2 separate regions of the Homo sapiens genome follow, and region 2 is linked to region 1. Evidence: read pairs that join two places in POLR2A ChIA-PET (ENCODE). Cell type or tissue: IMR-90. All regions are shown on one strand.

Region 1 (2,500 bases):
TGAGCCTGGGAGGTTGGGCTGCAGTGAGTCGTGATTGCGCCGCTGAACTTCAGCTTGGGTGACAGAATGAGACCCTGTCTCAAAACAACGACAACAAAAACAGAACAAAAAGTCCTCCCTCAATTACACACTCCCTCCAGCTACATCTCTTTTCCTGCCCCCATTCGGATCCAAGTTCTTCCACAGTGGTGTCTCTACTTCCTCTCTTTCTGTTCACCCTGATCCAGCATGTGTGACACGTTGCCAAATCCAATGGACAATTTTAGCCCTCACCTTGCTTGATTTCTCAACGCTTTTTTATGAATCTCCATCCCTTATCCATCTTGGAATGCAGTGCCTCGACTCTGCACTCTCCCTCTTTTCCTCCCACCTTCAGGCTGCCCCTTGCCAGGTCCCCCATCCTCTGCTTGCCCTCCAAATGCTGGGTTCCTGGGCCTGCTTCTCTTCTCACAGTGGCAGTGCTGTCCAGTCCCATGGCTTCACAGATAAGCCGAACCCCCATGCCTCATAGATCTGTGCATTGCTGGTCACACTCAAGACCCGCACACCTAGCTGCCTCCTCAACGTCTCCACTCACCATTTCATGAGCACCTCACGTCTGCTGTGCCCCAGACTGAACTGTCTTCCCTCAAACCTGCTCTGCCCATGGATCATCCCCGTTTCAGCATCATTGGAATATCCAGGTGCTCAAGACAAAAACCATCCTTGGCTTTTTCTTTCCCTCAGCTTCTCACATCCACTGCACGTACCAAGTCTTGTTGATTCTGCCCCTAAACCCACGGGAACATGTCCAGTCCACTTGCCTCCACCTTCACTGTCCCACCTTGGTCCAAGCCGCCAATGTGTCTAGCCTGGACTCACACCTTCTGCTGGTCTCCCAGCCTCCATTCCTGCCCCCTGTGGTCTATCCTCCACATAGCAACCAGGTCAGTCTTATAACCTGAGATTAAGCCACATGCCTGTTCACAACAGCTTCCCTCACCCTTAAGACAAAATCCCACATCTCTAAAACCACATGTGATCTGGCTCCTGACTTCTCTCCTCCCCCTCCTTCACTTCCCATGCTCTGGCCATGCTGATAACCCTTTGGGTCCCTGAATGTGCACTTTCCTGTTTGTTTACCTTAGGGCTTTGTGCATAGCTTTTCCTGTTCCAGAATGTTCTTCTAGCCTTACTGCTTTCAATTCTTACTCATCTTTGGAGCTCAAATCAATATTTGCTTACTCAGAAGCCTTTCTTGTCTCTGCTTCCCCAACTCCATGGAAGTCTGAGTTCCCTGTTGCTCTCCTTGAGCCCTTCAGGTTCTTGTTCCCAGCTCACTCCTCCACTTCCTTCGGGTCGTCTCATCCCTGGTTTACTCTTCTCCAGTGCTGTTATTGCCATGCTACATGTTGTATATTTTACTTACATATTTTGTTAACTGTCTCACCACCACTACCGTCACCCCCAAATGTAAGTTCCAGGAATGTGGGGATTTTTGTCTGTTTTCATCACAGCTGTTTCCTGGTGTCTAGAACAGTGTCTGGTACACAACAGACACACAATAACTGCTTGCTGTTGGAATGAACAGTCCTTATAGTTTGTAATTCTATTTACTGGTGTCATGGTTTGTTTAACAGCTGCCAAGCTCACTTGACTATAAGCTGCATGGGGTGGGACCATGTATTTGTTGCTCATGATGACATTGTCAGGGCCCAGCATGATCCCTCCTGCCTCCTGCCTGGTAAAGGTTGGTGGGATGACAAATAAATGAGAGTGAGCAAGCAATGGCGTGAGGCGAGGTGAGCGAATGTACTCTGTGCCTGTGGATAGAGCGGCGCCTCCACAGCCACCCTCTGCCCTCACTCAGTGCTCCAGGCCTCAGGGCTTCCTACCTTGTCATGCTCTTCATAATCCTTGGTGAAGCAGCTCTTCAGCCTCAAAGAGAGTTCCTGCAGCTGCACAATGGCGATGGCATTGGGGGTGTTATCTCTGAAGCGCATGGTGTCCTCCATTATGTCTTGTACCAGGAGAAATGCCTTCTTAAGGTAGCACACTGGATCTTTCTGAAAAACAGGAACCTGGAGCTTATGGCCTGGCCATTGTGGCCTGGGAACCCCCAACCCCAGGCAGATGGAGGGTTGCAGCTTGCTCTCCCCCTTCCCCCAGGGGAGGGACCACACCATGCCAGCAACTAGGAGAATGCCGCCCTCAGCTTGCCTGTCTTTCTCTCTCTTTGGGATCTAGCGCCACTGGAGACTGGGCTAGAGTGAAGGAAATGTGGATTCTGATTAGAGAGTTCTCTGGGTTTCTGGAATATGAGGCTTTAATCACGATGGATGTATATAGGGAAGGTGGGCTCCAGGGAACCTTCCCCTGCCTTTCTTTCTGTCTTCCTCTTGTCTTGCTTTCACAAATATCTTTTACCATATGGCCCCTTCAAATCCTCCAGGACATAGGGGTGCTGAAGACTATCTCATGGTCCAAAGAATAACCTCTGTGTTTTGTCTCCCTAAAGAGA
Region 2 (2,500 bases), 1.1 Mb after region 1:
CACCTCCCAGGTTCAAGCGATTCTCCTGCCTCAGCCTCCTGAATAGCTGGGATTACAGGAGTGTGCCACCATGCCCGGCTAATTTTTGTATTTTTAGTAGAGATGGGGTTTCACTATGTTGATCAGGCTGGTCTCGAACTCCTGACCTCAAGTGATCTGCCCGCCTCGGCCTCCCAAAGTGCTGGGATTACAGGCATGAGCCACCGCACCCGGCCAGGTAGAAATTTAATAAGGAAATCCCAGAAGTAAAGAAGCCAAAGAAAGAAAAGATAAGCTCTCTACACATCATTAGTTGACTGCTAAACTATGCATGTGTGGGGAAAACCTGAGAAAGTCCAGGAAAAAAAATGAGGGAAAAAAGGGCTGGCTGCAGTGTCTCACATCTATAATCCCAGTGCTTTGGGAGGCTGAGGCAGGAAGATCGCTTGAGCCCAGGAGTTCAAGACCAGCCTGGGCAACATAGTGAGACCCTGTCTCTACAAGACATTTAAAAATTAGCTGGGTGTGGTGGCATATACCTGGAACCTTAGCTACCTGGGAGGCTGAGGTGGGAGGCTCACCTGAGCCCATGCGTTTGAGTTTATAGTAAGCTACGATCATGCCACTGCACTCCTGCACTCCAGTGTGGGCAACAGAGAGAGGCCTTGCCTCTATTTAAAAAAAAAAAAAAAATTAAAAAAAGGAGGGAGACTTAAGAACTGCCTATTTTGGAATGCAACCCCTAACCCACACTCAGCTTGATCAGTAGAGGATGGAAGCCATACAGGCTTGAAGTGTCTGAACAGATAACTGACTGACCTCTAAACTACACAGACATAGGGGCAACCACTAGAAGCTAAGATAAAAAATTAAAAAATTTTAAAAACTCAACAAGGACATCAGTGGCTACAAGAGAGCAAGAGAGAAAGATTCCATAGTTCAAAGTCCACACAAATTACTAAAACAATTTGGAGTTGCTATAATACATTATCTAAAAGGTCCAATTTTCAACCAAAAATTAGTAGATATACAAAGAAACAGGAATGTGTGACTCATACTTGGGGGAAAAAAAAACATTCAGTAGGAATTAACCCTGAGTAGACTCAGATGTTAGGGACTTCCAAGCAATTATAAATATGATCAAAAGAATTAAAAAGAAAAATATGGTAACAAGTTAACAACAGGGAATCTCAACAGTCAGAAATGGAAATTTAAAAAAATCAAATGGAAATTCTACATGTGAAAGTACAATAACAAATTTTAAAAAGATGAAAGAAAAGAGCCTCAGTAACTCACAGGACAATGTCAAACCCTCCAACTTATGTGTAACAGGAGTTTCAGAAAGAAAGGAAGGAGAGAGAAAGGAGCAGAAAAATATTTGAAAAAAATAATGCCTGAAAACTTCCCAAATTTGATGAAAATTATTAACTTGCAGATTTAAGAAACTCAACAATCCTCAGGTAGAATAAACACAAAGAGAACTATACCTAGACACAACACAGTTAAAGGCTGAAAGCCAAAGATCAAGAGGAAATCCTGCAAGATATAACTCAAGACACTGTTTAGGATACAAACATATGTAGAAAAAGTATAAAGACATACAGGCAATAAACACCAAATTCAGGACAGAAAATAAGGGAAAATAATAAAACCATAGTGTGATATACAGGAAGCTTGAATTATAATGATTTAGTTAATAAGCTGGGCACTGGGCATAAGGGTATGCATTGTAACATTCTCTGTATCTTTTTAAATGTTTAAAGTACCTCAACACAAAAATAATTATCAAAAAGGATTAAGGTCTCTGCTATGTGAAGGAAGAGGAGGTGGGGAAGGAAATACTTCTTGTTTCATGAAAATATTTTTTATAATAAAGTACATTTTCATATTGCTTATCTGGATTCATTTAAAACAAGTTACAGTTAAAGAAAAAATACAGGATTATATACTTGAAAGAAAGTTGCCAAATATGAGTATCTGTGTACCATTTTAAATTATTAGTCCGTAGAATGAAAATTTCATTGATTTTCACTTGTAGAATTTACCTTACAGCTCCTGAACCATTCCATACTGCTGGACACTGGGAACAATATGGCCATTCTTTTGAATCTAATCTATTATCAATAGCATCCTAAGGAAGGAAAGAGTTAATTCCATCAATAAAATTGTAAATTGCAGGACTTTGTTTGGCATAAAGGTCAAAACTTGCATTTGCAATTGAGGAACCTTAGACATAAATATTTAGTATAAGATTAGTCTTTTCTTTGAAACTCACAAACCTTATTTCCTTCAAAAATCAGTGAAATCATTTACTTATTACACCAATATTTGCTGCATGACTCCCTTTCTTCATTTGGAGGGTCCCCATGCTGTTATAAGGATTCCAGGCACCTTATCAGAGCCTTTAGTTCTATGGTGCCGGGGGTCTCTAATCATTATTCCAGTCGTGACACACTTCTAAAGCTTTGCCCTTCATAGCTACTACTGCTATGGCCTAGGGGTACTCAAGACAATTCAATGG

Evidence for each region. ChIA-PET counts read pairs that join two places held together with the same protein. Peaks named below come from ENCODE experiments on the same cell type or tissue, not always from the same donor. Only the 100,000 strongest peaks of a DNase experiment are listed, where the experiment ranks them.
Region 2: POLR2A ChIA-PET joins it to region 1 with 19 read pairs; 1 of 35 experiments calls an interaction of 5 or more read pairs at or near these places.

What each region holds. Positions count from the first base shown.
Region 1 is chr1:109,916,838-109,919,337 of GRCh38, reverse strand. CSF1 (colony stimulating factor 1) reads right to left here. Exons shown (of 9, transcript NM_000757.6): 4 at 1,875-2,045. Among named protein-coding and RNA genes, the nearest start is that of CSF1, 7.2 kb to the right of the region's middle. In IMR-90, no CTCF peak of the experiment used is centred here; a DNase peak (open chromatin) is centred at 1,427; H3K27ac peaks cover 1,251 bases.
Region 2 is chr1:108,799,830-108,802,329 of GRCh38, reverse strand. STXBP3 (syntaxin binding protein 3) reads right to left here. Exons shown (of 19, transcript NM_007269.4): 17 at 2,025-2,110. Among named protein-coding and RNA genes, the nearest start is that of STXBP3, 54 kb to the right of the region's middle. In IMR-90, no CTCF peak of the experiment used is centred here; a DNase peak (open chromatin) is centred at 1,059; H3K27ac peaks cover 456 bases.